Linked DNA regions of Mus musculus: regions 1, 2 and 3 are each linked to region 4. Evidence: chromatin loops called from intact Hi-C (ENCODE). Cell type or tissue: gastrocnemius. All regions are shown on one strand. Region 1 holds the start of Rap1a (RAS-related protein 1a). Region 2 overlaps Rap1a (RAS-related protein 1a). Region 3 overlaps Rap1a (RAS-related protein 1a). Region 4 holds the start of Adora3 (adenosine A3 receptor).

Region 1 (8,000 bases), 99 kb before region 4:
GTGATAACACCCAATGAAAACTAAATTGCCATGAAACTTGTGCTCAGAAAACACGGCTGTTAAAACTAGATGGCCAACTAACTATATGTCTATTCACATACTGATCCTTTTAGAAATAAATCACAAAGAAATATTCCAAAAGGAAAAAAAAAATGTTGCCTAGACTACTGTGAACCATCATTGTTATTCTATGGGGAGGAGAGGATACCTACATGCCCGACAGAAAGAAGATGGACAATCTTAGCATGGTTGAAAGGTTAAAAAGGAAGACATAGGGCAGGATGTAACTTGGTTACTAGGCATTTGCCTAGCAAGTTCAAGGACTTGGGTTCAATCCCCAGAACATTAAAAAAGGAAAGGAAAAAAAAAAATCCTAGATCCTACTCTTTCCTTCCTTCCCCAACCTGAGTTGACTTCCACACAATAGTCAGAAGGATGTTCATAAACTTAGGTCAGATAAGGTCTCTCTTCTACTCTAAGGGCTCCCCCATGTCAGTCAGTGTAAAATGCAAACGTCCCAGTACTGAGTGTAAGAGCCCCCCTTACTTCTCTAATCTCAAGCCCTCTTCTCTCCCTGCTTACTGTTCTTACACCACACTGCCCTCCTAGCTGTTCTCAAAGGGTCACATATACTGGAGGGTCTTTGCCCTAGCAGGCCGCTCGCTCTTCCTGTCATCTTTTTGCATCTGAGGAAGCACACAGCCCTCCTCACTTCCTTCAGGTCTTCCCTGACAGTATTCTCTAGCCCCTCACCAGTCCTCACCCTTCCACACAGCTCTAACACCTGACACTACATTTACTTGGCTAGGGTCTTGTCCCTCCTGCTGAAGGGATGACAGCAAGAACTCCTTATCCACACAGCAGACATTCAATTAAGTACTTCCTGAATGTTGCATATTTTCACAACTGACTACATGAAGACCACACATATGAACAAGCTTGGAAGAGGAAAAAAAAGAAATTATTTGATTTTCAAATGCTCATATTACTAAAACATAGATTATACAAAAGTCTGATTAGTCATGATTATGAGTTTAGAGGGGTCAAAATATACTAGGGAGTATTGGTTAAAAATGGCTACTGGTTAGAGCCGGGGATATAGCTCAGGGGCAAAGTGCTTGCCAACCCTGCTTGAGGCTCTGGATTAGCTCCTCAACACTACAAACAAAATGACTGCTAAAAGTTCCCTGCATGAAGCTGGGTTTCATCCCAACACCACATAAACCAGGGAAGTCTATACTGATCCAAGCACTCTGGAGGTCGAGGCAAGAGAGTTGGTGGTTCAAGGTCTTCCTCAGTGACACCACTGAGCCACAGGAGATTGGGGGGAGGGGAGAGAGGTTCCTGAGAACTTTTCCTCATAAAACTGAAATCAATTTTAAACCTTGTTCCAAAATCCTCAGAATTTAGGGTGAAAGCACGATCACACCTGAGGCCACAAAAAGTGTGCACTTTTGCAAAGTTTTAATATGAAACTGAATAACATCGAGATCTCTGTTCACTTTTAAGATCGGTGTCTATGGGTGGCTTTAGAGGAGACCAGAAGCTGAATACAACATTCTGGGGATAAATGTCTGTTTTGTTTTTCCTGGGCAAAGGAAGAGTTCATATGCATCACCATGTTCTAGAAATGGTTAAGAATGACATTTTTTATAATGGAAGCGGAATGCAACATTTAACATAAAGATTTCTCTCAAAAAGATAAGAGATGTGTAAACAGACCACTCAACTCATTCGACAAATGCTGGGACAGGTATAATCCTTGCTAACGAACACAATCATAACAGAACCTGAAGTAGCAAGGAACTAAACTAAACAAGAGTCACACTAAGAAAGAATATCCGAAAATGTAAATTTAATTTTGAAACAAAGTGTTACAGAAGAGCATAAAGACAGGAAAGAGTCTGGGACCTAATCTAGTACTTACTCTACCAAAGTGTTACAGAAATCAATTACATCAAAAGAAAAAAGTACTCACAGGCATATCTACCCCCACACACTCTGACAGGAAACTCAAAGAAAGTTTCCAAATCCTGTTTCCAGCATCATCTCTTCTAACCGCCCGCTTCTGAAGGCTAACTCCCCTGGTTAATTCTGAGAGTCGACACTTTGACTCTAATAAAAACAGTATCTTCAGCCACCCAAGAAGCAGACAACAGCGGTTGGTACCTGTCCCGCTTGGCCCATTAACCTCCTGCCCTTTTATTCCATTTCTTACACAGTACTTCCTTCAAAGCAGCGACAAAACGATTTTCCTTTCCCAACGGCAATACACTCACAGTTTCTGAGCGGTAGCTCTTTTTCCAAGGCATGAAAGGTCCCCTCAACTCTAGTTTTCTATCCTGTGAGGAAATCTCAGATAGGAGGGGGGGCGGACGCGGGGGACACAACTGTCCTTCCTTGCTCTTCTCCTTACAACAGCCAATTACACAACTCAGCAGAAGACACTGCCCTTAACTTTCTGAGTAAGGAGACAAGCTACAATCCCACCACCCCACACTCCTCACACGCCCTCGGTGGGCGGAAGACCGGAATCACACCGTGGCCTCTTTCCTGACAAAATTCAGGGGTAGCAGCAGATATCAGAGAGTCGAGAGCGACGCTGCAAAGGCGAACACATGGCAAGCGGCAGAATACAGAGGGCAGGGAGGGCGGGAACCCGGGCTGGCGGCGGAGTGGGACACAGAGGTGTCAGCGCTCGGCGGCCGGGGCAAAGGCCGCGCGGAGGGCACCGCACCTCTCCGTCCGCGGGGACGACAGCCGAGCGGGCGCGGACACGCGTCCCATCTCGCGGCCCGCCCCTCGCGGCCGGTCCCGCAGGCCCCGCCGGGCCGCCTCGGTCCGCGGGCGTGGCTGGCTCCGGCCTTCAGCCGCGGCCCCTCCCGCCCGCCGGGCCCCCGGCCGCCGCCCCGGACTCGCGGACGGTTAAGAATAGGCCACCGAGGTGCGGCCAGTCCGCGCCCCTCACTCGCACCCCGTACTCACCCCGCGGCCCGGCGCCTCCTCCACCTCCTCCTCCTCCCTCCTCTCGGCCGCGGCTCGGGCTCGGGCTCTGCACGGCGGCGGCAGGAGCAGCGGCCTCGGGAGCGGCGGCGGCGGCGCCTCCGGAACGCGCACGCACGCAGCACGCAGGCCCCGCCCCCCCCGCCCTGGTCTCCGCCTTCCCCGCTGTGTCCGGAATCTATTTAAGGGAGCCGTTCTTCAAAGGGTGGGGGGCATAGTGTGCCAACAGGAACTGGGGCCTTGCCTTTGAGAAGGTGGTTAAGGCCAACATTGAAATGAGGAAGGGAAAAAAAAATCAGAAAGAGAATTTTGAAGGGATGCAACCATGGGACAGCTGTTAGTTGAGTGCCTAGTAGGTCCCCAATGCCTAGGCATACATAGGGAAAGTCACTTATAGAGCTCTCATCCTCGTGACCCAGGAGAGGGAACACGAACAACAAAAAGAGTAGCAAAATTCACAGGTCACCAGGGAGGGCTTTGCATGCTTTTGTTCGTGCTATGAAGAAACGAGCCTATCCAAAAGAGGCTGGATGAGAAGAATACCTTCCTGGGTTGAGAGGAAATCAGCCACAAACCCCGAGGTGGGGTGTGTCTTCCATATTTCACAACTAGCAAAATGCAAGCGAAAGGATGGATAGATAAGTAGAGTCTATGGCCAAAGAGTACTGAGGCGCCAAGATCTGGACAAACGACCAGACCCGGTGGAGCCTTTGGGCCATTGTAATGACAACAGGAAGCCCCGAGGAGAGGGTGGGCCCAGAAACAACTATATCTAGTTCATGTTTTTAAAGGTTAACTTTATGCAGGGCGTGGTGGTTTACTCCTGGAATCCCAGCATTTTGAAAACAGGAACAGAATTGCCACGAGTTTGAGGTTAGCCTGGACTACACAATGAGTTTCAGGCCCATCGGGAACTGGAGTGAGTCTCACTGTGTATGTAAAATATCCAACTGAAGCACGAATGTTCACAGGGGAAGTCTAAGGTGGCTATTCTCGTCCAATTGGCCAAGAGTGGTTATTTTATTTTAGATTTTGTTTATTTTAGCTTTATTAAACCTATTTTAATAGATTTAGACTTGAGAAAGCAGAGGGTCGAACGAAACAATTAGGAATGAATCTTAGGTTGGGGGCCTGCTGACTGATATCATTTAATAAGAGAGAAGATAGGGTAAGAACAAAGCTGGGACCAAAGAAATTGAGAGTTCAGTTTTATGGGGGATGGAGAAAGTTCAGTGGTGATGAGTCTGAGATATAAATTTGAGATCCATCAGGATGTAGATGATTTGACCCTCCGGTCTACATAAACTCTCTTAGGGATGGGGAGTAACTGGAAGAGAGGACCAAGAGAAACTTAGAGGTTAAAGATAAGCAGAGTTGACAGTCAGGTTAGAGGAACCCCTTGGAAGGAAGGAAGTTGTTAGGGAGTTGTTTTAGAAAAGAGGGAGTGATCAGTCAGTTCCCTTGCCTACTGCTGAAATAGCTAAGAAGACAATTGAATCTCAATCTCTGCCTCACCCCCACCCCACAGTCCCCATCCCCGCCACCCTGATTGGTTCATGCTAGACAAACTGCCACTGAGCCTCATCCTCAGTCAAGAGTTGGGAATTTAACCACTGACCAAGTTTGGCCTGAAGTTTGTTGAGAAGCTTAATGAAAACCCTTCCAGTGTTATCACATGGAGAAATGTCTGATTGGGGTGTGTTGAGAGAATGAAAGAGAGGCGAGGAAGACAGCCAGGAGCTGGCTGAGCCTAGCAACAGTCAGTAGTGGGAATGGTGTGGGGATCCAGGGACAGGATTTTAAAGCTGAGTTACTTCCTTGTGGTGTTAAGAGTGAAAAATAAAGTTCCGGTGCAGAGACAAGAGGAGACACCTAGAGAAACCATGGGAACCAAGAAGCAACAAGTCCTAGCACGGTGCTGAAGCAGTTGGCCTTAAATGTGAACAAGGACAGGAGAGTCACAGACTGTTCTGTAGCAAAGACACAGACACAGAGCAAGTAAGTGTGATTCTGAGGTGGGCACAGCCCACTGCAAAGCAAAGGGGACAAGTGAGAGCTAAAGTCTAGTCTTTATTTTGCCCACCAGGCTGAGTACCTGGTAGGACAATTTCAGCCTTGAGGAAAGAGCACTTTCCTAGCTGTTCTCCCTTAGGAGTGGTGTCTTTTGTCAGTTTTCCATGCCCCACGCACCACGCATCCATGCATCCATGCCCTGCCTGTTCCTTGTGTTTATTTTTTCCAGTTTACACAGTGCTGTAGGTGTTGCCTGCGGACTGACGGATAAGATCAAATCTGGCCTGTGTGCTTCCTTTTATCCTCTCTTAACGGGGTGGGGTGGTCATATATCTACACTGAAATCACTCAGCAAGGTGCCCTCCACTGCTTGGAGTTTTGCTGCTGAAAGTCAATGCGAGAGGAGTGAGAGGTATGTAAGGGAGTGGATGAGACACTCCGGAACTTGACTTGTGAAAGAGAAGAGGCCAACTAAAAAGCAGCGGCACCCGTGGGAAGGAATATTTTCAGAGGAAGCTATCAAGTGAGTGAGGGCGAGGGGACTTTCCAAGGATCCAGCAGATGCAAGTGAGGCAATCAGGGGAGAGGAAGTACGCAGCATCTGTGAAGATACGAGGGTTCAGACTGGCACATCGGAGCTCCATAAAGAGCACACAGCCCTTGGGACTCCAGCTTTGTCACAGTGTGTGTATGCTACGGATCCTCTAGGGCCGACGAACAGACCTGGCACTCACAACCATCTGGAGCACCACGGTCTGGGAAGAAAGAGAACGTAGGAAGGAATAAGCCAGTTAGATACCACTGGGGCCCCTGTGCAAAGCTTTGGGAGACCTCAAATTGGACACTTGACCTTCCTTACACTATGAGCTCGTGATCATTCCTGAAGGCACTTGTGTCCCTAGAGTTTGACAGATGTGAAGTATCTGTTAGGTCCTCCTGTCTTCCCATCTGCTTCACATGGCATCACCTTTCTCAGTCACAAACCTGCCAAGCCTTGGTGTCCTTTAATCCCTTGTCCCTATCTCTATGCCAGTCGCCCTCAAAGCAATGTGCACTGTCCAATAGAACATTCTAACTGGGATGAACATAACCCTTCTGCCTATTTTCATTTATTGTTGGCTGTTTTGGTGTTTGTTTGTTTGTTTGTTTGTTTTTGTTTTTTGTTTTGAGACAAGGTCTTGTTTTACAACTCTGGCAGGCTTGGTAGTCATTGTGTAGTTCAGGCTAGCCCCAAACTTAGGACAGACCACCTGCCTCACCATCCCAAATCCAGGATTACTCCCAAGGCTTGGGTCTTCACTCCCCAAGAACTTCATTGTTCTCTATCTGCATAATCCACAGGTGGCTATTAAATACTTAAAATGTGACCATGTACTGAGGGGCTGTATTTTAAATCTGATTTAAATTTAATTAGATTTATATTTAGATAGCTGCATATGGCTAGAGGCTTCTATATTGCTCAGCTCAGGAATAGATACTTCCTATCGTGTAGCTCTCCCATCTGCCAGCTCTCTCTAGCTCCGTCACCCTCACCCTTGATTGGTTTATTGATCATCTCTAGTCTAGACTCTTGCTATACGAACTCTCTTCTTGGTCTCCTGCTCAATTGCTTTCCTTTCCAGGTGTCTTGTGTTCTTGCAGAAATACCCTCCTAAGCAACAGTTAAATCCTGAGCCCCCACCCCATCCCATTTTAGAACTTTCATTAGTTCAACACCAAATTAAGCATGAACTGCTCAGTCTAATACTTGGCCAGTGACATAGCTCCAGCTCTCCCTGCCCCCACCTTCCTAGTACTTGTGTTGTGAACTGTCCTAATTCTTCAACTACCCCTCTGCTGGTGACAGGGGCCTTTTATGCTTTATCCCAGCTCCAAGTCTGTCTCATACTGCAGCTCATACCCAGAGCACTTTTCTTTCCTTTAGAAGTCCCACATTTTCTGTTTGTATCTCACCTATGGCCTATGTAACTGCCTCGGGATATATTTTACTTTTTCATTTTCTTCCTTTTTTTCCTTGCTACTAAGAACCACACCTTTCAGTGAAGTAGCACTCACTGCGGTGTGAGCCTTACACCTTGTCGAATGAGGGACTCCTCAAAGAGCCATAGAGTGAGTGACACTTTCCTGAAATCTAAATGAGGACATCCGGGTCTAGCACTAACAGAAACCCCACTGCTCTCAGAGAGAATGTCTTTAAAGCCTAAACAAATTTGGCAGTATGAAATTATTTCTTTTCATGTTATTGCTGGTGGAAAAGATCTTCTAAACGCTTCGCAAACTTAGCATACTTTCACAGTGCAGTTACAGTTTGGAATCCTAGAGTGCGTGATCAGGCTGAGACCTGGCAGGACCGCAAAGCTAGGTCCAGGACCAATTTACGGAAAAGGTCTTTAAGAATCATTGAGACTGTGCTACAGATCAATAGAAAGAACATTTCATCTTTTGAGTGTTTACAGGATGTATTTTTATAGCTTCAACCCTCAGAAACACATAACCCAAGAGTAGCGTTGCATCTGTTCAGCAGTATCTCATGAACTTTTTCTGGTGCCATGTTAGAGTTTAAGAAATTGAAAAGTAGGAATGTTACTTTACTAAGTAAATTAACATCTGGACTTGATCAAACTAATGGCTAGGCGTGTAGTAGGGAAGTACTATACCATTGACCTACCCCCAGCCTCAGGTTGATATTTTATATGCAAAATGTAAATTCTTTATGTATATTACTTACACACATAGGACCTCATACACATTCACTCATCAAACCTAGACTGGGGCATGCTGCTCGCTAGGGACTTACACTTGTTGCTAAGAATACAAAGATATGGTCCCCGTGCTAAAACATTATGACCTGGCGTTGGTAGGCTATCATTAATTTAATCCTATCAGTAACAATATTAAATAGATTGTAGTAGGTTCATTTTGCAGAGGGGAAATTTTGTTTAGAGGGATTGAATGCATTGACAAAATACTCAGTTTTTAACAAG
Region 2 (8,000 bases), 180 kb before region 4:
AGTGTTCTGTACTTCTGTTCATTTTTTTAACTCCTTCCAACACTGTGTCTCCCCTCTTCTGGCCAGGCAGGGTAGTTTGGGCACCCATCTGGAATTGCTGCCAGTTCAAAGGGGGGAAGATGTCCTCATCCAAAGTTGGGGCTTTGTAAGGGTACCAGTTGTGTGTGGGATCTGTCTTGATTCTGTCTTCCTGTCTGTCCCAAGTGTCAGAGAGCTCAAGTAGACTCCCAACTGGCCTGACTGACCTTGTTTCTGGCATTTCACTCACTTTACCCACCAAAGTACCTCAAGCTGTTCCAAGTTTTGGGTCTGCCTGTGCTGTCCCAACAAGTTCAGTTCTGCTCTGACTGCCTTTTATTTCCCCAGCTTGAGAGCCCTCCCGTAGGTCTCATCTGTGCCTTGACTTAACCCCCAGTACTTACTTGGGTTGGTGAGTCACTTCTGCTTCTGCACATACTCTCACTTCTCCTCCAGACCTGTGACCACCTCCAAGCTAGTGAGTACTCAGTCTTTCTGCCTCCAGTACTGAGCACAGGGCTGCTGCCTGTGTGATCTCCACCTCCCAGGGAGCTCTGAGCTGAGCCCACCTTTAGTTTATCCTGTTTAGGAACAGCCAGTGGCCAAGCCTTTCTTAGTCGACCCCTGCCCCTGCATTTCACAACACCGAAGTCTAGTCCCCAGAAAAGAGGGGAGCCATGACCAGTTATTGTCAGAGCAGGAAACAGTATACAGGCCCCTCGTCAAGCTGTTGTACAGAACTGTCCCTGGTCCACTGCTTGGCTTTTAATTCTGGCTGGCTGTGGAATCGACCTCACCTTCTGTTGTCATTGGGCAGCTCAGGCCTTTCAGGTGATTAGCTACTTTTCTCTCAGTAGTTACTGAAGAAGTCCCCTTCTTGCCTAGCCTCTTTCCTCCACTCTTCCTGACCTGGATCACCTTCGTGGACACGCTTTTTTTTATATCAATATCTGGCCCCAGACCTTCCTACCCCAGGATGTTCCCTAAATTGTCATGCTCTGATGTTCCAGAACACCAAGCCTGCTAGATCCTCCTCCCCTTAGTGTGACTATTAAGGGAGGGGTGGGTGAGCAGTGTAGCGGGGAAGGAAATTGAGAGTTGGGTGGTGAGTGCCTTCTCTACCTCCAGTCCCACCTCTGGCTACACTCCAGGCATTGTCTCCCCACCAGGCCCTGCTTGCCAGAAAGGCAAAAGGTACACAGGCACTTGTCTGGAAGTTGAGGGAGAGGGGTGGTCATCAGAAACTTACACAGATGGAGTGTGTGTGTGCGTGTGTGTGTGTGCACGAGTGCTGGGATTGACTCACTGGGCTGGCTTACTTACACTAGACCCTCACTGCCACGGTGCCACCTTCTCCATAGGCCTGTTATCAAGTACTTTGGGGATAAAAAAGCAACAAAATTTCTTCCAAATGAAGAAAGAAAAGCATCAGAACCCCTGTGTACCAGCTCCCTGGCCACCTCAGACCATGTTCATGTTCAAGTCAGATCCACCACTGGTCCAAGGACCTTGGTCATCACCACAGAGCCTTAGGCTAAACTGAGTGAAGCGATTGTTCAGACTCTCTCTTGAGGTTGCAAGCATCAAATTAGTAAACTCTGATTCCAGAAACTGGTTAGTTTTTCAACACTGGTTTCAGGGGTCCAAAGAACTCCAGAGCTCTTGGTACAGGCCTTAGGACTCTGATGGGAGTATAGGATCAAATAGTGTCTTCACGATTCTTTTAGCTCTGCACAGTGCACAAGGGCCAGGCAGGCCCCACCTCCACGGCTCCAAGTCCTACTTTTCAAATTGGGAAGGCTGAATGGCTAGCACTCCCTTAACAGATGTCCCTTCAAACTATAGCCCATCCAGCTGGAGAGGAAGATCTCAGTGATGCTTAGGCAAGTTGGCCAGGAATTGCATTAATAGCTGTGGCCCGTGGATTTCCCACCCACAAGGAAGGGCATGGCAATGGGATGTTAATGAAGAAGCTAGTACCTACTTGACATGACTAAAAACTGATTCAGCGCAACCCTAGACAGCCAGAGGGGTTGCTGCCTCACCTGTAGTGTAAGGGCAGAGAGGGAGAGTTAGCAGTTACAGAGTGTCCTGCCTGTGCTAACCTGAGGAGGACAATCATGTCAGCTAACACAGAACTAAGGGCAAGAGCTTATTCTCCTTAATCTTCTCTGACATCTTTGAGAACCAAGATGTCAGGAGCAGATGTTCATAAAGAATAAATGCTGCATATATATGAGTGTTTTATCTTTATGTATATATATGTTCACCACATATGTGCAGTGCAGTGCCCATGAAACCAGAAAAGGGTCAGTACCCCAGGACCTAGAGTTAGATGGCTGTGAGCTGCCATTTTGGGTTCTGGGACTTCTTCGAGAGCAACAAGTGCTCTTATGTACTGAGCCATCCCCCCAGCCCACAACTGTGGTTTTGATGACATATTATTGATTCTATGTTGTACCTTTTGTAAAATTCTTCCCATGAATACCACACAGACTAATACTGATTTTCCCTGTCTACATTCAGCCTACCTAATTCTATTATCTACAGTATTCTTACTCGTGTTCACTCTCCTCCAGCCACGGTGACCTCGTCATAACCTTTCCCAATGTGAAGGAAGGCCTTTCTTTCTCCAATGCAGTTGCATGGGCTCACATTTTCAGTCCTTGCTCATATAACCAACACAAGGACATATACATCTTCCACCCTCATTCCTGTTGCCCTCTGTACAAGTTTTACAGCATTCACTGTAATAAACACATGGGGTTTTCAGCAGTTTCATCTATCTGTATGTGTGGTGTGTGTACCATATTCAAATGTGTAAGTGCATGTACCTTGCATATGCTTTTGTAGGCCCGAGGTCAATGTTGAGTGTCTACATCTATTGCTCTCTACTTTGCATTAAGACAGGGTCTCTCATTGAACCTGGAGCTCACTGTCTGGCTAGACTTAATGGACAGTGAGTTCCTGGGCACATCTGTCTTCACTTCCCAGTGTTGGGATTACAGTTATCACTAGGCCTTACCTTTTATATGTGTGTGTGAGTGCTAGAAATCTGAACTCAAGTCCCTATGTTTGCACAGAAAGCACTTGGGGGTACTCTCTCACTCAATTCCCCAGCACAATCTTTGGCCATTTCCTAAAGATTAAAAGTCTACACGTGGAGGAACTGGCGTATGTTGTTGTATACCATGAATTCAGACAGTACAAATATAGTAACTGTTGATAGGCATATAAAGATCATGTACGGGGGCTGAAGAGATGGCTCAGCAGTTAAGAGCTCTGGTTGCTCTTCCAGAGGTCCTGAGTTCAATTCTCAGCACCCACACTACAACTCACAACTCACTGTCTGCCCCTCCAATTCTAGCACCTTCAAACATACATGGGGGCAAAACACCAATGCACATCAAATAAAAATAAATATCTAAAAAAAAGATCATGTTTTTCTGCTTTGTATGCACTCCAACTGTAGTGTAAAAATTTGAACATAGGTAAGATTAAAGAAAATTACTGAAAACATCAGTTCAATGTAAGAGCCACACAACTGTTTAAATGGGAAGGTTTATTAAAAATTTTCTTTTATGGGAACAGCCAGTCTCTTGCTCAAGCAATTAGCAGTTGGGCCTAGAGCTATAGTTGTCTGCTTCTTAACAAGCCCAAAGCACTTGCAACTCTCAAGTTTCCTTTGAAGGCTGTTAATATCTGGAAAACAGGATCCATGTTGCCTTCCCAAAAAAGAACTAGGCAGTCAGTTCAAAGTCTCTAGCTGTTCTTACAAGAACATTTAAACATGATAAAGTTAAGAGGACTGCACAGTCAATAGATTCAAGGCAAAACTTCAGGAAGAGAAACCCAAGACCAACCTAAGTGCCACACTGTATCTGTAAGAACATCTGTTTATACTGAGTAGCATTAATGCTACTAGCTGGGTAGGCAGACACGCTCACTGCTCACATTCATTTGCTCTTTCCAGAGTCTGGATGAGCAAACCAAAGTGTCTTTTGATGCTTGGTGTGGATGGTTGTGGGGCCACTTCACTCTATATTTAGCACCGTAAATAAGCAAAGACCCAAATAAAAGTGTAATTTTCCTCCTCTAAATTATGAGAGAGCTTCTTCACAAGCTAATTTCAACACATAATTTATAAGAGACATGTTGTTGACTAACATCCTAAGAGTATCGGTCAGGAAAGGAATACAGTACTCACTGTTTCTCTTTCTGACCCTTGGTCCCTAACCAAAACTCAGACATATGACTGACAAACATTTGTTGACCTGTGAGGGTACACAGGGTAGCTATTTTAAAGTGACTGGACTCAAGGCATGCAGAATGTTTTATTACGATTCTTAAGGAGAGAAAAATGACTCCAAATCACTTGTTTTAGTCAAGTAGACAAAAAAGAACATCACAACTTCGGAAAAGGAGACGGTCTTATTGAGGAGTAAAAGGAGTTCTCTGATGATGGCAGATGAGGATGGCAGACCAAGGTGAGTTCAGAGCTGTGGGGAGATGGCAGTCACATGCTAGCAGCCACTGTTTCTCCAAACATTAAGAAAAATACATACTAAAGTGGCTACAGTGCATTAAGTTAATGGTATTCATACCTTCCCAAAATTTTGTGTCTATTTTTTGCCTAATTAAGTTGTAAACTCCATGAGTCTTTGTAAGGAAATGCTGGTAGAAGCATCATATGATACCGAAGCTCCCCCTGGTGGAGGGTAAGGTGATGCACTTGCATTTACTGTTAATTATAAAATTAGATTGGAGGCATCAAGTCATTAAAGTTGCTTGTGGTCTAGTTGGGAAAATTAAAAACCTACCAATTGTAGCATCAAGCTTCCTTTAAATTAAATTGTTATTCACAAAATCAAAGCTATTATACTTGAAATAGCCATAAACACTACTACGTAATTTGTTCATAGATATGCATCATGAGATTCAAATTAATACCCTAGAAACTCTCCATGTCTTGGCTATGAAAATACATCTTGCCTTCAGTTGCCCTTCCCAAGACCAAGGAGTTCACATAAAGACACTATAAAAATATAGCCCTCTCTCTTAACAGGACACCTTTACATGTTGCTCAGCAAGTACAAATTTCCCTTGGATAACACTGCATCCCTCTGGCTTGAATATCCTTCAATGTCAAAAGGGTGTTTTTTTGTTTTTTTTTTTGTTTTTGTTTTTGTTTTACCTTTAACCCAAGGGAGGAGTGTAAGATGTGTCAAAGGAAACTGATAAAATCAGTCTGTGTTACTGGTGAGACTATTTTAATTTAACAAATATCTACACAACCCACGTGATATAACGTATTTAGATATTTTAGCTGGTTTGTGAGAGGTCTGTCTGTCCATGATTTTTAAGTCCAAAGAAATGTGTGAGAAGTATTTCAAAGCATAATGACTTCAGAAGTCCTTAAAATATGGTATGTCCCTAATTGGTCACACAGTGATATATTCCTGTAATCCTAGCTACTTGAGACACTGAGGCAGGAGATTCACCTGAACCCAGAAGTTTGAAGCCAGCCTGAGTGGTATAACAAGACCTCCCTTAAAAGACAACCACAATCAAAGAGCCCAGCTCCTCTTTCTGGGACAAATGGACCCTATCCTTCTACTTGCATTTTAGTTTAGCTTAAGGTTTTGCCTCTTAGTCACAGACATGTATAACTGGATAAAGAGAAGGGAAATGTTAAGTAGCTAAGTTTATTAGAATATCAAAAGAATACAATTTCCAATGTTTCAAACAGTACTTTTTGACATTTCTTCAGGTTGGTTGGATCTTACATTTGAAAGCTGACTTGGTAACTAAAGGGCTGTCCACACACCTGGCATATCTCAGCAAGGCATGAACACCTTCACACCTAGTTGCAATGAGACCATATCTAGATCCCTGAGCAAAGATTTACTTTCTAGGACTGGTCTCCTTGATTTTCAGGGACAAGGCACAGGGTTTCCTAAGCTTGCAATCTGCTTTCTTCTCCTGTATGCACCTGGCCAACAGGCCATTTGCTTTCTCTTTCTTCATGGAGAACATACAGCAGTATCGCCCTGGCTCCATGTCCTACATATGCCCCACCTTTGTAAAATGCAACTGGGAAGGAAAAGAAAAGCACCTCTGTACAGCCAGCAAGCTGCTGTATCCATCTTCACAGCATTCCTCTACACTGCTCATACAGTCAAGTCACACGTCCCTTTTTGTGTTCTGACTTGCAACCACTTCCCTCAAGTTCTTCCATCTACTAGAGAGCAAGTTTGAAAATTTTCATTTAACACTTCATTGGTGGACACACACCAACAAATTAACAATGGCAAGGATTCCCTGGATGAAGTTACAAACTGTGTATGTAGGATTTGCGATAGTCAAAGTCAAACCCTGGTAATACAGTATTGAACTTATCTTTTTACATATAAAAATAATACAGAGTGGGATACTTTATTCAATATGATACAATCTTTAAGGTCAAGAGAGTATATATAAAACTATTCTATGTCACATGGTGCATCTTACTGTATAGTAGGAATAACTCTATCTAGAGCAGGAGTGCGAGGTCTGTTCCTAGAGAGATCACCAGTTAGGGTAGTTTAAAGCCAAGTGTTCTGCTGAATCCAGGCAGAAAGGAAGAGCTACTGCTGCACTCTAAACAATGTGGTCATTATAAAATAAAGGACTATGTCAATAAACAATAACAAAAAGACACAAACCAAATGAAAATGTACTAAAATTTAATCATCCATAAAAGCTGTAATTTAATCTGACAGTAAAACACAAGAAGCAATATTAGAGTTGGTTTAGTATATTATATATTCTAGCTTTGAAAGCCATAGAAATCAGTTATCCCAGTTTTTCCCTATAAAAGACCCATTTTTCCAAAGCATTATGCACAAACAATTTTAATTAGAATATAATGACAGATGATATTTTCATAATTTTAAATATAAAATGAAGTCAATGACTCAAAAAAGTTATCTGCTGCAATGAGTTTGAGAGGAGATTTCATAATCTATATCATTACAGATATAAAGTATGATGGTTCAATTTTTTAGTGCTTGACAGGGAGGAGTCATGATAAAAACGTCAATATGAAATCATTTGATTATAGTAGTACATCTAACATTTGAAATGCATCCATGCTCTTCTGTATAATTGTATTAGAGTCAAGTATCTTATTTCACATCTGTTATAACTGCTATTGCAAAGGAGAAATACTATGTCTTATTTCCAAGAGATATACACAGAGCAACTTTGTCTCCAGGGAACTTGTGCAAACCAATATAAGATCTAAATTCTTCACATAATATATAAAACAGGAGAAGCCTCTTCAGATTTCGTTTTTGAAGTCTGGAATGCTGGCACTTTCCAATTAGGCAACAGTTCTTCATTTCTGTAATCTGGAACATTGAAGAGACACAGACACATAGAGCTAGGGTTCTCTCAATATCAATATCAATATCAATATCAATATCAATATCAATAAAGAGCTATCTAATGACAGGAGGGATGACAGCACTGAACATTCATTCCTAAGGAACTGAAGTCCATTAAGCTACTTCAGTAGAAGAGCTATCTGACTTTCCCATTAAACATGCTCAAACATAAGCTGGGCATAGTGGCATGAGGGTCAGGAGTTTAAGTCTGACCTTGATTACAGTTTGAAGTACACAGACTGTCCCAAAAGTTCAAAGTCAAATATAAAAGACAGAATTAGTAGTCAGTTAGTAGTCAATTTTTGTCTGCCCTGCTTTTATTACACTCAGTATTTCACATTTTATCTAACACCCTATATAAAGAGGCAAACAGTAGTATTTTGCTTATATCCCATTACCTTATTTTTAAAAGTCAACATTTGTCTACATACACACTCTGTGGGAAATTCAGCCATTTTCTGATACCATATTAAGAACTATTACTTATAACCCAGCCGGTAAGACACAGCACAGAAAGAGCCCAGATCCGAAGGCAGAAGAATCAGCAGGCCCCAC
Region 3 (8,000 bases), 150 kb before region 4:
CTCCCTCTCTCTCTCCCTCTCTCTCCCTCTCTCTCTCCCTCTCTCTCCCTCTCTCTCCCTCTCTCTCCCTCTCTCTCCCTCCCTCTCCCTCTCTCTCCCTCCCTCCTTCTTTTTTTCTCCCCTCTCCTTGTTTTTCTCCTATCCAGTGTTAAGGGGTAAAACTGAGGGCATAAAATAAAGGGTGGGAGGGAGAAAGAAGAACCCACAAAGTAGCAAAGACTAGCTACACCTCTCTGGTGAGATGTAGGTTTAATCTTTGGAAGAAGGGGGTAACTCTGGCTCTTTTATTGCATTTTATTATACTATCCTAACCCTGGACACTTAAGAAAATAAATCATAAAAGCTTTTCATAGTTCTACCTAGTCTTAGAACATATTTTTGTCAAGACCAACAATTTTGCTTCTTTTAAAAATAAATTTTAGTCTTTCCTTAAATTCATTCATTCATTCTTCCTTGCTTCCTTTCTCCTCCCCCCACGAATGAATATAGTGTCTTTGTCCACTAGGTTGCCCCTGACCTTGTAGAGCTTTCCCTGTCTCTGTTTCCTAGGATCTGTGATCAAATGTATGTACCACCATGACTGATCCAACTTCACTTCTATAAGAGAATTTTGGGATCACTGCAAAATCAGGGAAAAAATAGAGATTTCCAACATTGTCTATGCTTATATTATATACAGCTTCCTTCTCTCTCTTATCACAATACCCTGCAGCAGAGTGGAAATTTGTCATAATCAATGAAGCTACAATGACACACAAAGTTTGTATTGCATTTGATTTTAATATTGTATGTTCCACTATGCTCCAAATGCAAGGGCATCATAAAAGAAACTTTACTAAAGCTCACAGCACACATTGCACCCCACACAATAATAGTGGGAGACTTCAACACCCAACTCTCAGTAATGGACAGATCATGGAAACAGAAACTAAACAGAGACACAGTGAAATTAACAGAAGTTATGAAACAAATGGATCTATTATTTATAGAACATTTCATCCTAAAGCAAAAGAATATACCTTCTCCTCCCTCAGCACCTCATGGTATCTTCTCCAAAATTGACCATATAATTGGTCACGAAACAGGTGTCAACAGATACAAGATTGAAATAATCCCATACATTCAATCAGATCACCCCAGACTAAGGCTGATGTTAAATAACAACAAAAACAACGGAAAGTACACATACACATGGAAGCTGAACAACACTCTACTCAATGATAACTTGGTCAAGGAAGAAATAAAAAAAATTAAAGACTTTTTAGAATTTAATGAAAATGAAGACACATCGTACCAAAACTTATGCAACACAATGAAAGCAGTGTTAAGAGGAAAACTCAAAGCTCTAAGTGCCTCCAAAAAGAAAGTGAAGAGAGCTTACACTGGCAGCTTGATAGCACACCTGAAAGCTCTAGAACAAAAGGAAGCAAATACACCCAAAGAAGAGAAGATGGCAGAAAATAATCAAACTCAGGGCTGAAATCAACAAAATAGAAACAAAAAGAACTATACAAAGAATCAACAAAACCAGGAGCTGGTTCTTTGAGAAAATCAACAAGATAGATAAATCCTTAGCCAAACTAACCAGAGGGCACAGAGACAGTATCTAAATTAATAAAATCAGAAATGAAAAGGGAGACATAACAACAAAATATACCTTAAAATAGCTATTCTGTTTGCTCAATATTAATAGTTGGAAATATCAAAATCATGTTCTACAAACATCATGGAAATATTGATAATTTTTCTCACTGTGCTTGAAATTAACATTTGCTTAATGTTTAACTTCAAAGAGTTTTTGCTACTTTGAAATTTTAAAAATATACTTACTGATAAAATACTTTCTCTCCTAGAAACATTGATAATCTTTTTTAAGTAAACTGATTGTTAGACAATGTACACAGATATAGAAAGTGTTTCAAATTCTCTCTCACTATGTCAGGGGGTATCATATAAGGGTTTTTGAGTACATTTCTTAATGACTCACTTTTAAGGGCTGGAGAGATGGTTAAGAGCACTGTCTGCTCTTCCGGAGGTCCTGAGTTCAAATCCCAGCAACCACATGGTGGCTCACAACCATCTATAATGAGATCTGATGCCCTCTTCTGGTGTGTCTGAAGACGGCTACAGTGTTCTTACATATAATAAATAAATCTTTTTTAAAAATTATTCATTTTTAATATTTTACACTATTTACTATGTTTAATTCCCAAGGAATATTTTGTATGTTTTGAAACAATTTAGTACTCAATATTAGCTATAGGACCCTCAGTTGGGGATAGTATTAAACATTCATTAATGATATTTTTAGGGTATGAAAGGATATACATATAAAAGTTGAATAAATTTTTATGAATTATTGATTCTCAAAATGTTCAATGTTATCAATATGTTTGATGTATAAAATGCATTTAAATAATACAAAAATTTAAGAAAAAAATCACATTAAACACACACACACAAATAAGTACATCTTTAATCTTATGCCAAACTAAAACTAAATTAAAAAAATGTATGTTCCACAGATCCTGAGAAACGTGACAGGTGCTGCCACGCACCATCGCACTGATTTTGAATCCTGCTGATAATCTAAAGGTAAATATCCTTACATTTTCTACAAACTAAGTAAAAAAAAGTTAATGAATAACTTCAAACATAATAGTAGGTTTTGTTAACAAGCAGTAGTTAAAAATATGCCTATTATTCATTTGTAATATTTTTTTACTTGAACTTCCCACTGGGAAAATGCATGCAGCAGAGAATGGACAGCAGCAGCAGCACATGGAGTGCTCTCTTAAGCAGTGTCCAGTGAGGCGTGTTTTATCCAGGTAGCACAGGCAAATTTCTATTAATTCTCAAAACTATTTAAAAAAGCAATCCCATGACCAAGTTTGAAAGTTGTAAAGATTACTCCCACGTGCACACACAGCTTTGCGTTTTACCTTTCTGTAGGAATCTTCTATCGTTGGGTCATATTTTTCAACAAAAATCCCCTGAACAAACTGAACTGTCTGAGAGGAGAAAACAAACAAACCAGAGTTAAAGACTTGAAAGAAAAATCAAATGTTCTTAAGTGTTATTTTACATTAAAAATTGTAAAGAGTAAATGGAATTGTGTTGAAATTCTGGATAAAAACAAATGTAAATCATCAGTATTATATCCAGTAAGAAAGCACACATAAACTAAGAACACATTTATTACAAAAAGCGATGGTCATATTAAAAACTTGTCAATACTGCTACTACACTGCTTAACCATGATTACATTACATCTTAAAATACAGGGATACAGACAGCAAGATTACATAGCTCATTAAAATATATATAATTTCCTGTCCAAAAGGAAAGAAACAAAGGTTCCAAAGAATTTTCAATTTTAGATTATAATCACATTTAAGTTTCACTTGTACCCCAGAAATACTTCCCATTTGCCAGCTGAACTTACAATACATCATCTTTCTGATTCTTTTTTTTTTTTTTTTTTTTTAAAAGACAGGGTTTCTTTGGATAGCCCTGGCTGTCCTGGAACTCACTTTCTAGACCAGGCTGGCCTCGAACTCAGAAATCCGCCTGCCTCTGCCCACTCCCCTCCCACCCCCCCACCCCCCAATGCTGGGATTAAAGGTGTGTGCCACCACGCCCAGCCTGATTCTTTTTTTTAAAAGACTTATTTATTTTACGTATATGAGTGCTTTATCTGCACATAATCTGCATGCCAGGAACTGAACTCTACCTCTGGAATGCAGCCAGTGCTCTTAACCACTGAGCAATCTCTCCAGCCCCATCTTTCTGATTCTTAAGTCTTACTTTTTCCAGTGGAAAGTACTACCTAGTCACAGAAAACAAGGGCTGTCTAAGTAACACCAGAAAAAAATAAAGATGACTAAGTAGTGTACATATGTGAATATATGAGTTCAGTACAACCCATGGTTTTAGAAATCAACTGAGAGCCTTGGCCATCCAGGTGAGGGAGAATGATGTACTTTCATCTGCAGTATACGGACTGAACATATCTGAATGTATACTAGAAAGAACATTTATCATTCATAAGTACAGATAATAATTCTGAGATTTAACCTAGGCAATTTTAAAAGTGTCTGGAATATCCCTGCCTATTAACAAAGGCAAACATGCAAATTAAGGTCATCTACACTTAAATTACTTAAAGGAACTTCAATATATAATCATAGTAAAATTTTTAATCATTCTCTCCCTCTTTTCATTCCTCTGTTTTGAGGATACAACCCAGGACCCCAGACATGGTAAGCAAACATTCTACCATGGTACTGTGTCTTAAAACTGTGTGTGTTCATGCATGTGTGCACAGACTAGAGGACACTGGATGTCCTACTCTATCACTTCTAGCTTTATTTCTTCAACATACAACTAACATGCACACACATGCACCATACACGCATGCATGTACACGCTCATCGCTGGAGTTACAGATGTGTGTATGCCCACACCCAGGTATGAGTGTGGGGAATTTATTTAAATGCAGTTCTTCATATGTACACAACAAGAGCTCTTCCCCACTAAACTATCTCCTCAGGTGCAGTCTTTTAATCCTCATTTTTATCAAGGGTTTAATCATTTTGTATTATGACATAGATAGGAAAAAGCCCAATATGGCTTTCAAACAAGGGCAGCCTAGAGGAGAGGGTCTCAAAATATGGTCCAGGATATGGTGTTCTTATTGTGCACAAGGTCCCAATGCTAAGATGTAGCCTAGGTCCTCCACTGTCACAATGCAGTGGTACAGGAGGCATGAAAGTCAAAGCACTGCCCCCAAGCTGGACATTACTGGCACCTGTAAACAGCAACAACCAGCTCACCCTCAACACTTATTTATGATAAGTAAGCTTTCATTATTCCTCTGTCTTGGCTCCTCATTTCTCAAGCATTATCTCATTCTTTTGTCTCTATTTTCTTTTTTTTTTTTTTTTTTTTTTTTGGTTTTTTTTTCGAGACAGGGTTTCTCTGTATAGCCTGGCTGTCCTGGAACTCACTTTGTAGACCAGGCTGGCCTCGAACTCAGAAATCCGCCTGCCTCTGCCTCCCAAGTGCTAGGATTAAAGGCGTGCGCCACCACGCCCGGCTTTGTCTCTATTTTCATTTTATTCCTTTGACACCATACTAGTTCTGCTCCTCCTTCTCCCTCATGTCATATCTTCTTTTCCACTGGATCACTGCTTCTAAGATACAAATGTTCTCTACTACCTTCAATCCCCAAGCGAAACAGGAAACTCTTCTTGACCCTGTGCCCCCTGGAGTGTCTCCCCCTTGTCTGTTTGCTCCCACACTCAGACTCTAACTGTCTCCACAGTGCTTTCTTCTCCTCAGCTCAGCCCAGCATGGCTGTGGCAAGCAACATCACCAGAGCAAAGCTGCTCCCTTTATGATGTGCAGCCACCTCCATGCCCCGCTCTGCTTCCTCTCTTGACTTCTGAGCAGTCAAACAGACACATCAATGTATTCAAACACAGTAAGTACCAGAGACCTTTTTCTATGCTGGGGATTTCAATCCTCTCCATCCTCTAACACTTGACACCTATTCAGAATCAGTCCTGGGCTATTCTCCTGTTCTCTCCCTGGACAATTCTGTTTGCGCCGATGGAATTTAACTTATTTCTTTATCCTACTACCACCCTTGTTTCCATCTACCCAATCTATTTACAACAACAGTCCAAGTATTTCATAGGTCCCTCTTCTCAGCACTTCTAACTTTTTAAAAAAGTCATTTCAATCTTATTTATATGTATTATGTTAATATGTGTGTGCCCACAGAGGCCAGAAGTTGGCTCAGGTTCCTGTGGGGCTGAACTTCAGTGTTGTGAGCCGGTCGGTCAGCTGGGATTCTGATAACTGAACTTAAGTTCTCATCAAGAACAGTGTTTTCTCTTAAGTGTCCTGTCATCTCTCAAGCCCTAATACCTACAGCTTTTTGAAAAATCAAACATAAATGGTAAACTAACTAGAACCTTTCTTCCCTATACATGCTCCATCTTTGATATCACAGGTCAGTACATACAAAACACCCATATTCATAAAAAAAAATCTTAAAAAAAAAGTCCAGAGAAAAATTGCTGGACTGAAAGTTATATGTAAAGCCAAAGTTGTGGTACACATTTGTGTTGTGGTACACATTTGCAATTCTAGCACTTGGGGAACTGAGGCAGGAGGATTATCAATTTCAAAGCCAGCCCGGGCTAACACAGAGACCCTTTTCTCCCCTCCCCCAAATTACATACATTTTAAAACTCATTTCCACAAAGGTGTTAATTCATATTCCTAACAGACTAACAGTAATGGAATTCTGATGAAATTAAATATGATCGACATACTCATGGCATTAATACCGTATCACAAGCCCCTTTGATGTATTTTACTGGAGCAACTTGAGTATGTTATATCAGCCTTTGCATTTCTGTTCCTTCACTCTTCCACCCCACTCCCCAGTGAGCAATCAGTTTCAGGTCTACCTCCTCTATTTCATCTTCAAGCATCTACATGTCTCTTCTTCACTAGCATGCCCCTAATCAGGCAATCTAGTGGACTTAACTAGCTCCCAACTTTCTCCCACTCTTCTAAATGTCAGAGGTTAAAGTCCATTTATTAAATGAAATATATGGCTAACTCACCTGCTTCCCAGCACCCCAAGAAACCCTACAGAGCCATCTTTAAGTCATGTGAGCTCCCAACTCCCTGCCACCTCACTTTCTCCCACTTACTCATGCCTAGCTATTCTGGCCTTTCCTGCAGTTGTCAAAGCTAAGGGCCACTTGCCAGTCTCTCCTTTAAAAGTCTGAATTTTTCTTTCAGAGCATCAAGTAGCTCTTTAATTGTGTATTATTACAATCTATTTTTCTGCTATATTGTGAGCTCCATGAGAGACTTTTTATCTGCTGTTGTAACCCCAGAGGCTGCCATGGAACCTCATATATGCAAAAAGTAAATTTTATTCCATGCAAGCTTCAAGTCAGGTAAAGGAGCATCTACTCTGAGACAATCCATAACACTTTCCCCCAGTGGAATATACATTTTTCTGACAATAAAAATCGCATTCCACTTTGAATCACAAATATTGGTGGCCAATAAGTAGCTGGCATACAAAAGTGTAAGAAACTTGCCAGTCTAACGCTATACCTCTTTGGCTACAAATAGCAGGTTTATAAAGAACAATGCTTCATTTTTCCTTACTGACTAGAAGCATGATAAGAAGCTACTATCCACATCCTGTGTATTAGTTAATACTGATTAGTTATAGTTGGTGGCTAACTTACCAGAGCAGACTTCCCCACGCCTCCTGAACCAAGGACTACTAGCTTGTACTCACGCATGATGCGCTCTGTTTAAATATTGACAATCTGCAAAACAAAAAATAAAAAAAATTTACAAAACAAATTAAGAATGTAGCATCAAATGCAGGGTTTTGCTTTTTAATTTTTTTCCCTTTGGAAAACAGAGGCTATGGGCAAAAATCATATAGTTTTCAATAATAGCTTTATAGGACCAGTCCCAGACTCTTTAATTTACTGAAGATGAGCTCTAACTAGGTATCAGTTGTTAAGCCTGTACATGTTACTTTGAAGAATGACCAGAAAACAGGGCATTAAAATCAACATAGTCTTAAAACTACAACCCATGACCCTAATCATTTGCAAAGGTATAATTTGGAGAGACTCGTGAGCTTTAATATAATCGACATGCTACTTTACTTGCCAAAAAAATACAGTACTTCTGAAATATTTTATTCATTGTTATTTTATAGCTGAATGGTGTGAAATGTCAGCTTGAAAATTCTTAGGATATAAACAGCAGATGAAAAGGCACTGTTAACATGTATCAACAGGGATTAGGAAACACTACCTAACATCCAAAGAGCTGCAAAAAATAAATGGATTACAAGCTTATCTTACAAAGTAAAAGCCAGAAAATAATTTCCAATGGTTGATATGGAGTAACAAAGGTAAGACTTTTCACCCTATAGAAAACTGCTA
Region 4 (8,000 bases):
CAGTCTTCCCAAAAGCATGTGCTCATAATAAAAGAACAGAGCATGACAACTAAGATACCAGGAGCCAGGGCTGGAGATTTGACTCAGTGGTTAAGAGCATTTGCCACGGACTGGAGAGATGGCTCAGCGGCTAAGAGCACTGACTCCTCTACCAGAGGTCCTCAGTTCTATTCCCAGCAACCACATGGTGGCTCACAACCATCTATAATGGGATCCAGTGCCCTCTTCTGGTGTGTCTGAAGACAAAAACACAGTGTACTTACATATAATAATAAATAAATCTTTAAAACAAACAAACAAACAAGAGCAATGGCAACTTGTGATGGTTTGAATAAAAATGGCTCCCTTAGGTTCATAGGGGAGTTGCAGTATTAGGAGGTGTGGCCTTGTTGGAGGAACTGTCACTGTCTCAGAAGCTCAAGCCAGGTTTAGTGGCTTATGGTCTCTTCCTGCTGCCTGCTGATCTAGATGTAGAATTCTCAGTTACTGTTCCAGCACTATGTCTGTCTACGTGCCACCATGCTTCCTACCATGATGATAATGGATAAAACCTCTGAACTGTAAGCCTGCTCAGTAAAATGTTTTCCTTATAAGAGTTGCTTATAAGGCTGGTAAGATGGCTCAGAGGGTAAGAGCACTGACTGCTCTTCCGAAGGTCCTGAGTTCAAATCCCAACAACCACACGGTGGCTCACAGCTATCTGTAATGGGATCCGATGCCCTCTTCTGGTGTGTCTGAAGACAGCTACTGTGTACTTATGTATAATAATAAATCTTTGGGCTGGAGCAAGCAGGGACTGAGTGACCAAAGTTGACTGGAGCGAGCAGAGGTCCTAAAAAGTTCAATTCCCAACAACCACATGAAGGCTCACAACCATCTGTAAAGCTACAGTGTACTCACAAATATAAAATAAATAAATACATTTAAAAAAACAAAAAAGAGTTACCGTGGTCATGGTGTCTCTTCACAGCAATAGAAACGCTGAGACACTACTCTCTGAGAGGACCTGATGTCAGTTACCAGCACTCACACCAGGTGGTTCTGAGTGCCTTGTAACTCCAGCTGCATGCAAGTGATGATGACTTCTGGTCTCTATGCCACCTTCACACAAGTGTGTGCACACACATAAAAATAAAAAAATAATTTAAAAAAGGATACTAGAAGCCTGAAGTTGAGACAATGCGTGCAGCTTTTCTAGAAAAGTCTTTTTTTTGCTGAGACAAGCCTGGCTTGTGCTGACCCACTCTGAGCTCCTGGCTGCCCAGGAACAACCTACGCCACCAAGCTAATGAACAGAGCAGGAGAGGTATTAGAAGAGCAACATCCTTCCTAGAACCTCCTCGGGGAAATAGGTCTCTTAAACCTTCAGTATAAGCAATAACAATGTAGTATCTTTAACCGTGATGAAATGCTGAGACAGACTCTGTATAACAATAGCTTTAATGAAAAGCCGAGGGAAATAAAGTTATTGGGGGAACCCTTCAGCGGGAAGTAAAGTAATGTGGTTTCCTGATGCTGTCTGCCCATGGACTAGATGCAGGGGTGTGGGGTGGAGAAGGTTGAGGGAGGATTGGCAGGCTGCCCTCCATTACTCCACAGCCTAAGAGGAGGAACCAGAAACCAGAAAACTGGCAAAAAAGAAAGAAAAAAAAAATCCTGTTCTCAGTAGTTCTCAGTAGCTGGCCCAACCCATGGATCATGCACACCCTTCCACACTGAAGAGCTTCTGCCCAGTCACAGTTTATGTTTGGTATAATTGGTGTTGGCCTATTCTTGTGTGATTCACTGGAAAGGGCTAAGATAGTTGACTCAGATTCTGGCCTTTACCCATCGTAGTTGACTGTAACTGTCCTCCCTCCCTCCCTCCCTCCCTCCCTCCCTCCCTCCCTCCCTCCCTCCCTCCCTTCTTTAAGTTACCTTTGTTCAAGATTTTGTCAAAGAAATCTGAGAAGTAACTAATGCAGGTTCAGATCCCAGCTCCGCCACTTGCTCCCTGAAAGCCACCTCGCACCAGGCTGTGGTCTCCTCACCAGTGAAATGAGTTAGCAGCACTTACGATTAAGTTTGGCACACGATTATAAGTGACAGGTATAAAACGCCAAGCAAGGAGCCTGGGCTGTGTCACTTAGCACCCTGTCAATGGCAGGGTTCACACACTCGTGATAGAAGGACCTTGTAGAGTAAGAGAAGACGTGTCATCGAAGGGGTAGAGGTTGCTGGTTTCTTGCTCTCTCCAGGAGAATGTGCTCAATTCATCTAAGGGTAGGGTGGGTTGAGAAGAAGCAGGCCAAGGCACAGCCCCACTATACACATCTAGGACTGGCGGTGCTCTATCCCGGGTTCGTTCCTGCACGTGCTAGTTAGTGCTTACGTAAAGGTCACTGAAAATGACATCAGGACTCACAGTTGACCTGTGTGGAATCAGAGATGAACTTCAGAGACTGCGGGAGTCCCCTACTTGAGTGAAAAAATACCAGGGTGGGTAATTGAAGGCCTGAGGCTGGAATGAGGAGGCTGGGATATGAAGAGGCTCAAGGACGTTTGGATAAGTTATGGGCTTTGAAAAGATCAGGACAGTGACCAGAGGGCCCTGTGCCTACAGGAGGATGGGTTGGGGATTGGAGGACATGGGGGAAGGACCAACAATGCACAACCCGGTGAGATCTACTTACGGCAGATATCACACGGTAGCAGACCCCTTCTGAATCCACCCTGTCCTTAAGTCAGGAGACCAGACTGGGCTGGTCTCCACTGTAGAACATGCTCTTTAGCAGAACAGACTTAAGCACATTCCTTCTCTATTTGCTGAGAGTTCCTGCTTTGTGGAGCAAAATGCAAAACTTTTTTTGTTAGGCTGTTCATGCTCCTTGCCAGCCTTCTTGAGTCCAGAGGATCAGAATATTATGTGGGACTAGATTGGACTGACCATAGGCAGCCTACCTACCCTCCTTGCTCCTGGTCTCCCTTGCAAAGTCCGAGGTGGTTGGCTGAGGCCAGTTTTGAGCCCTCCCCATTTTCTCTCCTTAGCGGCAGCTTGTGTTTCAGAGGACGGTGGAAATGTGCTGCCACCTGGTGGCCACATCTGAGCATAGCCCCTTAGCCAGACCTCAACTACTCAAACCACAAGCTGACACAGGTAGTTGAAAGACATATTTTGAGAGCCTATAATCTGGAAGAGTATTAGGGATAGCTGAATCCTCTAGCCCTTCCTCATAACACGGCCCATTAGTAAAATTCCCTTTAATACAATACAAATGTTGAGGCGACCCCTCCCAACCATAAATTTATTTTCATTGTTACTTCAAAACTTTAATTTTGCTACTGTTATAAATCATATTGTTACTGTTATAAATCATAAGGTGTGTATCATATGTTTATTTATCATATGTATGTTTTTATAAATCATAGGGTATGTATCATATGTATGTTTTCCGGTGGCCTTAGGTGACCCCTGTGAAGGTGTCATCTGTGGTTAGCGACCCACAGGCCGAGAACTGCTGCGCTAGACTTTCTCTTGGGCTTAGAGGCCTGGCTCACTTGGGCGTGGTTGAATCATGGTAGCTAAGGTTTGGGCACCTAGTCACAAGCAGTTCCCTTTCCCTGAGCAGGATTTCCTGTAACCCAAGTTACAGGAACCTTGGGGTTTTGGGTCTTTATCCATCCTTTTCATTTTTACTGATACTCACTTTAGAGAACTCTTCACGTTCAGAGTCCCAGGCCTTGTAAGTTGAAAGGGTCTCAGCCCAGCTCTAAGAAGAGCAGTGAGTTTGGGAAGTCACCTGAAGTCTTAGGGTCTTACCGGTACTTTGACAGAGAGTGGGGAAGGAGCATATAAAAAAGGGGGCAAGGAGAAGACACCCTCAAAGATGACTCTGAGCACTGGCTGTCTCTAAGGCCCCACTGTTCGCTGGCACATAGCGAGGTCTGTAGAAGCATGAGGCTTTGAGGGAAGTGGTCATGACTTCAAGAGGAAGTGAGTAGACATGGGTCTATGCAAGTATGCCCACAGCATCGTGTCAGCTCTGAGCAGCCAAGCAGCAGTTTCCATCTCCCAGCTGCCTAACATCCTGTCTTGGCTGTGGCTTGGGTAATTCTGGGTTCTGGAACCCCAACCTTGGTCTCCTGCTAATACACTTTTCTGTCAAAGACTGGCAGTTGAGGTTATCTAGGCTTTTCTGAGAAGATGCAAAAGAGCCTATGTGTGTCCTCTCTCTGGTCAGCCTTTTCAGGATGCTATGCAGCCAATAGCTGAGCTGTGCTGTGCTGCTCCAGGCTAGAGCTTGGGAGGCCTTTTCCTGGACTCGGGTCACTTTGTCAGACTGGAAACTCCTCAGAGTCCATCCTTGTCTCCCTTGTAGAAATCAGGCTCTGCCGGTAGAAGTGAAATTCATGGTGCCCCTCCTCTCAGATGGAAAAAAAAATGGCAGGGAAATCCGAGCTTATCTTCAATTCACTATTAAAAACTTTCTTAAATAGACCTTTTTTTCTCCCCCACTCTGGTCCTATAAATGGTCTTCTGTGAGATCCAAAATGTCACCAGTGGCCTGCTTATGTGGCCCTTTCTCTGGTCCTACCATCTCTTCCTACCTCAGAGCAGGCACTGAATCTGCTTCATACGTATGCTTTAGTGTCACAATCTTGTTGGCCTAAACATCACATTTTACAGTATTAATTTCTTCCTAATATTGATCACATAGTGACATCAAACAGAGGGGCTCCTTGTACTTGTGACAGTACAAGTACATATCGTGGTTCATCATTTCTAAGGGCTACCTTTCAGAAACGGGGCTCTGAAGCCAGCCATATGGGTTTGAATGTCAGTTTGTCACTTCCTAACTGTGCTGTCATGGCCAATTTATTTACCCTTTGGCGCCTCTGCTTGCTTATCATTAACAAGCATTGTCACTTTCTCCAGAAGACATTGGATGAGACCACAAATAATAAAATGTTATTTTGTTATAAAACTCCAGGACACCAGAGTGTCCTGGAGAGTACCTAACAGGTCCTAGTTGAGGGTTTCTGTAGCTGTGTACCCAGTGCCAGGTTTCTGTCACCTGGCATGCTAAGAAGCATCTCTAGTCATTCACTGAGCAATAGTATACTGCTGGCCAGCCAGGCAACATGGTGTAAAAATGAAAAGTTCTGGTTGGGTCTCCAGGAACTGCAGGCCTATAGAGTCTGGGTAGGAGGCTGTTAGGGTGGCATGGTGGATCCACATGAGGGAGAGGTGGTGTCTTAGTTAGGGTTTTATTGCTGGGAACAGACACTATGACCAAGGCAAGTCTTATAAAAGACAACATTTAATGGGGCTGGCTTCCAGGTTCAGAGGTTCAGTCCATTATCAAGGTGGGATCATGGCAGCATCCAGGCAGGCATGGTACAAGAGAAGCTGAGAGTTCTACATCTTCATCTGAAGGTTTCTAGCAGAATATTGGCTTCCAGGGAGTAAGGATGAGGGTCTTAAAGCCCACACTCACCGTGACATACCTACTCCAAAAGGGCCACACCTTCTAATAGTGCCACTCCCTGGGCCAAGCATATCCAAACCATCACAGGTGGTATAGGAAGTTTTCTTCAAGGTCCTGTTAGAGAACTGCCTCGAGGGGAGCCTTTTTATTTTCTAGGTGGGGGCAAGGAAGAGATCCTGCTAGACCTAGTGAGTGTGCACAGGCGAAGAAGTGAAAGGGAATTTCGGAGCCAGGAATTGCTGGGAGCTGTGGGCTTATGGCTTCGGTGAAAGAAGCAGATGGCAGGAGCCTGAACAGGCTCAAACCCCACTAACCTGGGAATCATAACGAAAGCTATTATCAGGAACCAGGACCTGGTAACAGAAGATGTGAGAGACTGGGTCCATGGGTACCAGTGAGGTAACAGGTGTGTGAGGTGGCTGTCTATCCTGGTCTCTCTGCCCCCTCTCCTGGATTGCCTTTTGGATTTCAATCCCCAGTGAACAGATATTTAGCATGGTCATAAGACAAGCTAGTGAGGGAATATGGAAACTTCTCTTCCACCCCTCAAACTCGCCCTTGAACACTGGTGCTCTCTGTTTATTCAGAAAACAAAAAAGAACGGACATTTCTCCTTCGAAGAGAAGAAGCACCCAAGGCATCGCAGAAACCTCTGGGAGTAACATAATCCTGGGTGGGAAGCCGTGGTGGTTATGGTCCTCTGGAAGAGCATCCACTGCTCTTTATAGCTGAGCCATCGCTCCAGCCTGTCCACCTTGCTTTTCAATGTAACAAAACATGGACCGTCACCTTGTTTCTGTTGTTGTTAATGTAGAAGCTGCCCGTTTCCTGACCAACAAGCCTTAAATAGAGAAGAAAGCTTGATCTCCTGTCCTGCCTCTCTGTCTGTGGCAAATGATGGAGATTTTTCTAGGAACCAACAAAGCGAGATTGCAATTGCTTTTTGTTAAGGAAGACTCTTTCTTGCCTCTTGGTAGAAATTGCTTTCTGTAACTTCCCCTCTGAAGAGGACAGAAAGAAGGCAGTTACAGCAGAAGTAAGAGGAAAGGCCACTCGGGGGGCTGATGAAACGTAAAACAACAAACAAACAAAAAACAAAAACAAAAACAAAACAAAATAAAACACCCCACGTAAACACCAGGGCTGGAGAGAAGACTCAGTGGATAAGTGTGCCTGCTGCTCTTGCACTGTGTGTGTGTGTGTGTGTATGTGTGTGTGTGTGTGTGTGTGTGTGTGTGTGAGTGTGTGTGTGTGTGTGAGTGTGTGTGTGTGTGTGTGTGTGTGTGTGTGTAAAAATTGTTTTCAGTTTTGTCCCTGAGTGTCCTGAATTTTTTAGGTAGATCTGAGTGCCCTTAAACTCACAAAGATCTGCCTGCCTCTGTCTCCCCAGTCCTGGGATTAAAGTGTGCATCACAATTGTCTCTATCACAAGATCTTTGTGTTAAGCAGGCTGAGGGTGGAAATATTACATGATTAGTGTTTCCACCTCTTCTACCCAATCCTACCCACAGCTCATCTGGTCCCTGAATGATCTCTAGTTTCTCCCCACCACTTGTGTGTGTGTGTGTGTGTGTGTGTGTGTTGTATATCAGTTGTGGTGGGGGCAGTACTCAGAGCCTGATGCCAGCCAATCATTCTACTTCTGAAATATATCTTTGGCTCCCCACATCCTGACTTTTGAGTGTTGGTTCTTTCTTTTTCTTTCTTTCTTTCTTTCTTTCTTTCTTTCTTTCTTTCTTTCTTTCTTTCTTTCTTTCTTTCATTGGTTTGGATTTTTGTTTTGTTTTGTTTTTTGAGACACTGGGTTACTTAGGCTGGCCTTAACACAGTAACCAAGGCAGGGCTTGAACCTGTAATCCCACTGCCTTAGCCTTCCCTGTAGCTGAAACTGTCAGCTGTCACTAACAGACCCTGTCTCTAATCTCCTCTTGGAGCTGCCTCCATGTGACTCAGGCCAGCCTCCTGTGCTCTTTCCATCCTTTTTTTTCTTCTTCTTCTTCAGAGGGTTCCTGTACTTCCTCTTGGACTATCTCACTTCTTGAAACACTCTAAAGAGGAGTGCTTATCTTGATGGAGCTCGAAAGTTCTCTGGGGCCCAGGGGACAGCAGAAGCCCTGACTCTGTTTGCCTGGGGAAGTAAGAACGGTGGCCCTCTCGGATTTGGCTGCAGAGACCTGCATCCTCCAGGTTAATGGGAAGGCAGGGATAAGCGGCTGAGGTTGATGGTCCTGTAACAGGCCCTTTCTGAGAAGAGTCTCTAAGAGAGAGTCATACCGGAAGGAATGAGCAAGTTGTGAGTTCTCTGGACTGTTGTGACATTCTAACTTCTGGGCAGAAGTCTGACAAGAGCTGGGTCCACTGGCCCATACACAACCTGCTGAAGAGCCACGGAAGCTTCCGCCTGAAGCTTTTCTGAGACAGCATGGAAGCCGACAACACCACGGAGACGGACTGGCTGAACATCACCTACATCACCATGGAGGCTGCCATCGGGCTCTGTGCCGTTGTGGGCAACATGCTGGTCATCTGGGT

What was found. A loop is a pair of places that touch in the nucleus more often than their neighbours do. Peaks named below come from ENCODE experiments on the same cell type or tissue, not always from the same donor. Only the 100,000 strongest peaks of a DNase experiment are listed, where the experiment ranks them.
Region 1: a loop joins it to region 4, with 5 times the contacts of the local background. A loop is called at or near these places in 21 of 42 quality-filtered maps.
Region 2: a loop joins it to region 4, with 7 times the contacts of the local background. A loop is called at or near these places in 14 of 42 quality-filtered maps.
Region 3: a loop joins it to region 4, with 3 times the contacts of the local background. A loop is called at or near these places in 4 of 42 quality-filtered maps.

Annotation. Positions count from the first base shown.
Region 1 is chr3:105,798,254-105,806,253 of GRCm38, forward strand. Rap1a (RAS-related protein 1a) reads right to left here and starts at 3,128. Exons shown (of 8, transcript NM_145541.5): 1 at 2,986-3,128. In gastrocnemius, no CTCF peak of the experiment used is centred here; a DNase peak (open chromatin) is centred at 3,071; H3K4me3 peaks cover 3,824 bases; H3K27ac peaks cover 5,867 bases.
Region 2 is chr3:105,721,556-105,729,555 of GRCm38, forward strand. It overlaps Rap1a (RAS-related protein 1a), which reads right to left. Exons shown (of 8, transcript NM_145541.5): 8 at 5,705-7,409. Among named protein-coding and RNA genes, the nearest start is that of Inka2, 21 kb to the left of the region's middle. In gastrocnemius, a CTCF peak has its summit at 4,738 (motif pointing left); DNase peaks (open chromatin) are centred at 1,164 and 4,720; H3K27ac peaks cover 1,310 bases.
Region 3 is chr3:105,742,962-105,750,961 of GRCm38, forward strand. It overlaps Rap1a (RAS-related protein 1a), which reads right to left. Exons shown (of 8, transcript NM_145541.5): 2 at 7,284-7,367; 3 at 2,943-3,011. The coding sequence starts at 7,340. Among named protein-coding and RNA genes, the nearest start is that of Inka2, 42 kb to the left of the region's middle. In gastrocnemius, no CTCF peak of the experiment used is centred here; no DNase peak of the experiment used is centred here.
Region 4 is chr3:105,896,910-105,904,909 of GRCm38, forward strand. The region is part of intron 1 of Tmigd3 (transmembrane and immunoglobulin domain containing 3); the gene reads left to right. Adora3 (adenosine A3 receptor) reads left to right here and starts at 7,512. Exons shown (of 2, transcript NM_009631.4): 1 at 7,512-8,000. The coding sequence starts at 7,891. In gastrocnemius, a CTCF peak has its summit at 3,077 (motif pointing left); DNase peaks (open chromatin) are centred at 1,587 and 3,049; H3K4me3 peaks cover 317 bases; H3K27ac peaks cover 1,254 bases.